2 separate regions of the Homo sapiens genome follow, and region 1 is linked to region 2. A link is an interaction called in ENCODE POLR2A ChIA-PET data of the cell type or tissue named here. Cell type or tissue: Panc1. All regions are shown on one strand. Each heading gives the region's core, and the rest is flanking DNA. Links, peaks and the distances in the headings are about the cores only. Region 1 has its middle 94 kb from the start of SKAP2. Region 2 has its middle 23 kb from the start of HOXA1.

Evidence for each region. ChIA-PET counts read pairs that join two places held together with the same protein. Peaks named below come from ENCODE experiments on the same cell type or tissue, not always from the same donor. Only the 100,000 strongest peaks of a DNase experiment are listed, where the experiment ranks them.
Region 1: POLR2A ChIA-PET joins it to region 2 with 15 read pairs; 3 of 35 experiments call an interaction of 5 or more read pairs at or near these places.

What each region holds. Positions count from the first base shown.
Region 1 is chr7:26,957,255-26,960,185 of GRCh38, forward strand. No RefSeq gene overlaps it. Among named protein-coding and RNA genes, the nearest start is that of SKAP2, 94 kb to the left of the region's middle. In Panc1, for the core only: no CTCF peak of the experiment used is centred there; DNase peaks (open chromatin) are centred at 1,777 and 2,447.
Region 2 is chr7:27,071,514-27,074,444 of GRCh38, forward strand. No RefSeq gene overlaps it. Among named protein-coding and RNA genes, the nearest start is that of HOXA1, 23 kb to the right of the region's middle. In Panc1, for the core only: no CTCF peak of the experiment used is centred there; no DNase peak of the experiment used is centred there.

The DNA of each region.
Region 1 (2,931 bases), core at 321-2,820, 110 kb before region 2:
AATTATCCTTTCAGAGACTGATTATCTTATTAAATAGATAAACCCAAACTCAGACAGAAAAGGATTAATCATAAGCAGGGGAGATTCATACATGCATACATATTATATATGCATACACACATACATATTATATATGCATACACACATGCATATTATATATGCATACACATACATCTATTACATGCATACACACATACATCTATTACATACATACACACATACATCTATATTACATGCATACACACACATCTATTACATATGTGTACACACATATGTTATATGTGCACGCACACATATGTTATATGTGTGTACACATACATATATGTATGTGTGTACACATACATATATGTCATATGTGTGTACACATACATATATGTCATATGTGTGGACACATACATATATGTCATATGTGTGGACACATACATATATGTTATATGTGTCGACACATACATATATGCTATATATGTGGACACATACATATTTCATATATATGAAAATGTCAAAGTTCAGAGTATAAGGAGGGAAAATTAATAAATAACAAATTTAGAAGGAAAAGGTAAGCAGGACAATATTTATTATGCCAGTTTAAAGACTAAAACCTATTAATAAATTTCCTGCCCAAGTCTTCAAAATTGTTCTCACTCTCCTTCAATCTTCCAGCCTCAGACAATGAGATTATATATACACATACAATCATCCACTGAGACAATTGGGTTACATATACCAGTTTTATACTTCCTCTAGGGCTTTCTAGCATTGCTTGAAATCTAATAGGAACGGAATATTATGAAGGAAAATGAGTCTGTACAGTCCACTTCAGACTTAATTTCATGCAATGTATTTAAAATACTCCTATAATTTACTTGAATACCTATGCCCACTATATAATAAAGAGAATGAGTAGTATGTATCAATAAAGAAACAGAAAAGGAATTGGTGCCCCCAGCCCTGACCCCTAGTGGAGTCAACAAACTGCATGGCAAATTATTACTATTTCTCCACCCCTGCATGGTCAATCTCACATTGAATAAATTTTCTCTAATATATATTACAAAACATCAGGCATATCAACCTGGTTTCTTAAATAAAATTGGCACCATAGCCTATAGAATGTAGCCTGATATTCAAGGTCAGCTCCACACACCCCCATACATAGTCCCAATCTTTTCCTACCATATCTCTCAGCACTTGCTTATAAAAACTCTCCACTCCAGCCAGCCTAGTATACTCCCCATTCCCCTGCATATTCTCATTTCTCTTATATCAGGCCATCTGGAAAGTAAATGGAATGTCATCCCCAATAAAACAATTTGAACAACAAAGTAAAATACTATTGGCTTATAACCAAAAAAAAAAAAAAATCTGAGTCCATACTGATATAAATAAATGATTAAATAAACAAATAAAAGAACAGACTAATCTCCCAATTAGAATAATTCCCAATAATTTATGTAAATACTCCATCCTCAAAGAAGTAAACATAATTACCCATTCTTTAAGTGTGAGCTGCACACAGTGACTTACTTTGAAAGAGTACAGTATTAAAAAGGGGGAAAAGACAGTAACTTCACAGTAGAGAAACCTAATGAACACTACCTCAACTGGATGATGACTATCATCTACAGTGATTAGTCATTTTGATATTATGTACTCGATATAATATGATAAAAATAGTACTTAACCTGTGTTAAGTCAATAATACTATTGACCCTCTGACAATATGTCAGAAGGAGGATCATCTGCTTTGGGCGATCCTGATTCATCAAGCCATGATGATGCTGATGGCTGGATGTCAAGGAGCAAAGGACATCAATGACTAACAGGCGAGTAGCTTCTACAGCGTGGATACACTGGACAAAGGGATGATTCACATCCTGGGCAAGATGGAGCTGGAAGGAATGAGATTTCACCCTGCTACTCAGATCAGCGTGAGATTTAAAACTTAACAAATTGTTTATTTCTGGTATTTTCTATTCAATATCTTAGAACTGTGATTGACTGTGGGTAACGGAAACTGCAGAAAGCAAAAGTGTGACTAAGGCGACTACTGTATTTGAAATAGAGGAAACTGGTTATATGAGTGATTAAAAGGATAAAACGCAAATTGAGGCAGCCTGCGATAAGCAAAAGCAGAAAGCCAGTGCAATGCCACCCCCTAATCTGGAAGGCCAAGAGAAGAGGCAGTGTTACTGGAGCCTGGAGAGTGGCATCACTTCATAGAAGCCAGAACCACAGGCAGAGTCTAGAGGAGCCACAGACTTCTTAAGAGTTGTTGCCTAAGGCAGAGAGGGATTGAGAGAAATACAAGGGCTTCTTCCTTCCTCTTGACTTTTAGCCTACCACTTCCATTCAAAAACCAAGAGTATCTACTGTCCTGTAACACAGGCCAAGCAGAGAAAAGGTGGGGAATGAATCTATTCAGTCAGGTCTACACAATAAGCTACCACTTTAGGACTATTTCTAGCTTGATGTACAGTTAGGTCTGGGCAGAGCCAGCAGATTGATTAGTTCTTTTTATTTGGAATTTTCAAAATGTTTTTTATAAGCACTTTCTGTGGTGAACATGAATGCTCATTCCCATCTTATAAATGGAAGGTTGAAATAGGGAGAGCTGTTTGTATGAAATCTCAAAGGTCAGTGACAGAGCTGGGGAAAGGATGAGTATTTGTTTAAGTTGCAGCATTATTTTCTGTTGTTTCATTTTTTTTCTCCATTTTAATTATGCACAGGGTCACTGAAAGAGTTGAAACTAAAACTGGAAGCATAGTACCTTGTCCAATTAAACTACCAAACTTAGCTTTGGAATAGAGTGGTTTGATTGTTTCCTATAAGGCCAAGATTTGCTCTGAACAAAGCTATAGGTCCACACATTCTAACAAAGAAAACAAATAAAAAATACAAACAGAGTAGTTAACATTTTATAGTTTCTGC
Region 2 (2,931 bases), core at 226-2,725:
ATTAGAAAATTTCAAATAATACTTTAAAACTTATTAATTGTTCTTTTATAATGTTAGCTTTATGAAGCAAGAAGCAAATAAAATATTAACCACTCACAACTCTGCTTATTTCAAAATATATACTAAAAGAGCATGGCGTTTGTATCGCTGTTTATCACTTATGTGTCTATCAGACTTTGCAAGTGATTCCGCAGTTGTTGCACAATGGGAGTTTCTAGGCCTCTAAGATATCTGATTCCTGTGCTCTGCAACAGATCTATCTCCTGCACCCAGCAGAGCTCAGGGTCATTCTTAGGTCATAGTGGTTAAAGACGGCTGTCAATTCACTGCTTGGGCTAGGTTTCAAGTCTCCTTTATCTCTGTTATATTGATGATTCCCAGTGGTTAAGAAATTAACCATACTATCAGTATGCATCTTAATGTTTTGTTGTGTAGCACCAAAGTGACTGTGTTAAAAGCTCAGTGTGCTGTTATGTGAAAGTCGGCTACCCTTTAAAAACTAAGAACTGGAACAAATATATTTGAATAAATAGTTATGGTTCTATGCTGTGCTACACATTTTTAAAAGGGAGGTTATAATAAAAGGTTGAAACTAGCTGATCCTGCCTCTTCTCAGTGCAAAGGTAATTATTATTCAGTGAAAAAATATGCAGTGAAAATAAGTAATTGCATAAGAAGAGATTATAGTCCTGAGCGTATACACCTGGTGTTTTGATTTTTATGAATACCCTTTTGGATCCCCATGCCTGTGCAACTTAATGTTCATCACAATTCTCCATGGCAAAGGAAAAAGACAAGGCTTAATTGTAAATATGTGCATGCTTTATTGCCAATGCAATGGCATGAACACATTTAACAGGATTGTCATTCCATTTAATTACTCTGATTTTGACAGGGACCTATTACAGATAAAATTGATAGCATGAGTAATAAGGACCATAAAAAAAAAAAATCACTGCTTTCTGGCCAGGCACAGTGGCTCACGCCTGTAATCCCAGCACTTTGGGAGGCCAAGGTGGGTGGATCACCTGAGGTCAGGAGTTTGAAACCAGCCTGGCCAACATGGTGAAACCCCATCTCTACAAAAAATACAAAAATTAGCCAGGTGTGGTGGTGCCTGCCTGTAATCCCAGCTATTTGGGAGGCTGAGGCAGGAGAATCACTTGAACTCAGGAGGTGGAGGTTGCAGTGAGCTGAGATCACGCCACTGCACTCCAGGCTAGGCAACAGAGTAAGACTCTGTCTCGAAAAAAAAAGAAAAAGAAAAAAAAATCACTGCTTTCTCTTCAAAGAGTGAGTATTAAGATCTTCCATATTCTCTATGGCTACATGCATTAGGTGAAGAAAAAAATAAAGCATAGTAATAGGATAGCCACCCTCAAATTGCTTCCTTCCAAGTTGAGTTATGTTTATGATATGACAGTGATGCATGGTCATTTGTTTAGACTAACTGGGTTAGATCTGTGACATCTAAAGAAAAGCAACAAATGAATAAGTAGGCAAGTGGAAAAAATTAGAGAAAAGCACTCTCCCAAATTAATTATTCATGTGTTAATTACATGTTCTGTTTCTCAGTTTTTTCTCAGTGATATTTAAAGATATTCATTACACTTTTGCCTGAGACAGGTAATAAAAGTTCAGGAGCTGAACACTAAGCTTAAGATATGTACAGATGAACAGGAGGGATGAGAGGACTATGGTAACAGTCAGTCATTGCCAGAAATTTGAAACTGGCATTAAGAGGAAGTCAGCAGCTCTATTCAAGTGACAAAGCAGTGGTGTGGTTCTTGGCATCCTGGCATGTATAGCCAAATGGAAAGGTGCCAGGTATTGGCTGGAAGAGCATAAACTACTGATTTTCTCTTCCATAAATTAAGGGAAGGAAGAGTTTTAGCAGCACAGCATCAATGTTTTATGTAGTCACATTAAACTATCTGCTACTTGAGTTCATTTTCCACATTCTAGTTTATGACTTACTTTTCAAAAAGCTAGTGTCTTCTTAAAATGTCTCCATAAGCCTCACACCCCTGCTCATGAAGAAAAAAATCTAAATTTCTAAATACACCTATAAATCTATCACCCAAATAGGTGATGAATCAAAGCATCTCCTTTTTGGTCTTTTTTTTTTTTTTTTTTTTTTTGAGACAGAGTCTTGCTCTTTTGCCCAGTCTGGAGTGCAGTGGTGCAATCTCAGCTCACTGCAACCTCCGCCTCCTGGGTTCAAGCGATTCTCCTGTCTCAGCCTCCCGAGTAGCTGGAACTACAGGCATGTGCCATCACGCCCGGATAATTTTTTGCATTTTTAGTAGAGACAGGGTTTCACTGTGTTAGCCAGGATGGTCTCCACCTCCTGACATCGTGATCCGCCCACCTCGGCCTCCCAAAGTGCTAGGATTACAGGCGTGAGCCACCATGCCCAGCCTCCTTTTTAGTCTTTTAAACTTGAAACTGTCATTCAAATAAGCTCATATTTATTTGACTATTGATCAAATGGATATCTTCAATAAAAATATTTTTCCAAGCTACTTTTGTCTTTCAATTAAGAAATGGTTTATGCTATGCCAATAGGATGAGATATTCAGAGGATTAAATCAATAGGCTATAAATTATATGCAAAAAAAAAAAAATCAGGTCACTACCCTGACACAACAGATTTATTATTAAAGTAGGTAACTCCATCGCAATTCACATTAGTTTTTATAAAGTAAGAGACAGGGAGAGATCAATGAGAACTTTGGCTTACTGCTGCTTTTAATGGTTCATTTATAATAGCTACTTATCTCCTATTACTTTAGCTTGCTATAATAATGCCAAGCCAAGAAAAAAGATAATCACCATTATGGGAATATATATTTAATTCAAGTCTGATTGACTGTTCTTTAATCTGATTCATGTATTTGTAGAGTGGCCAGAAGTACTCTAAAAGCATAG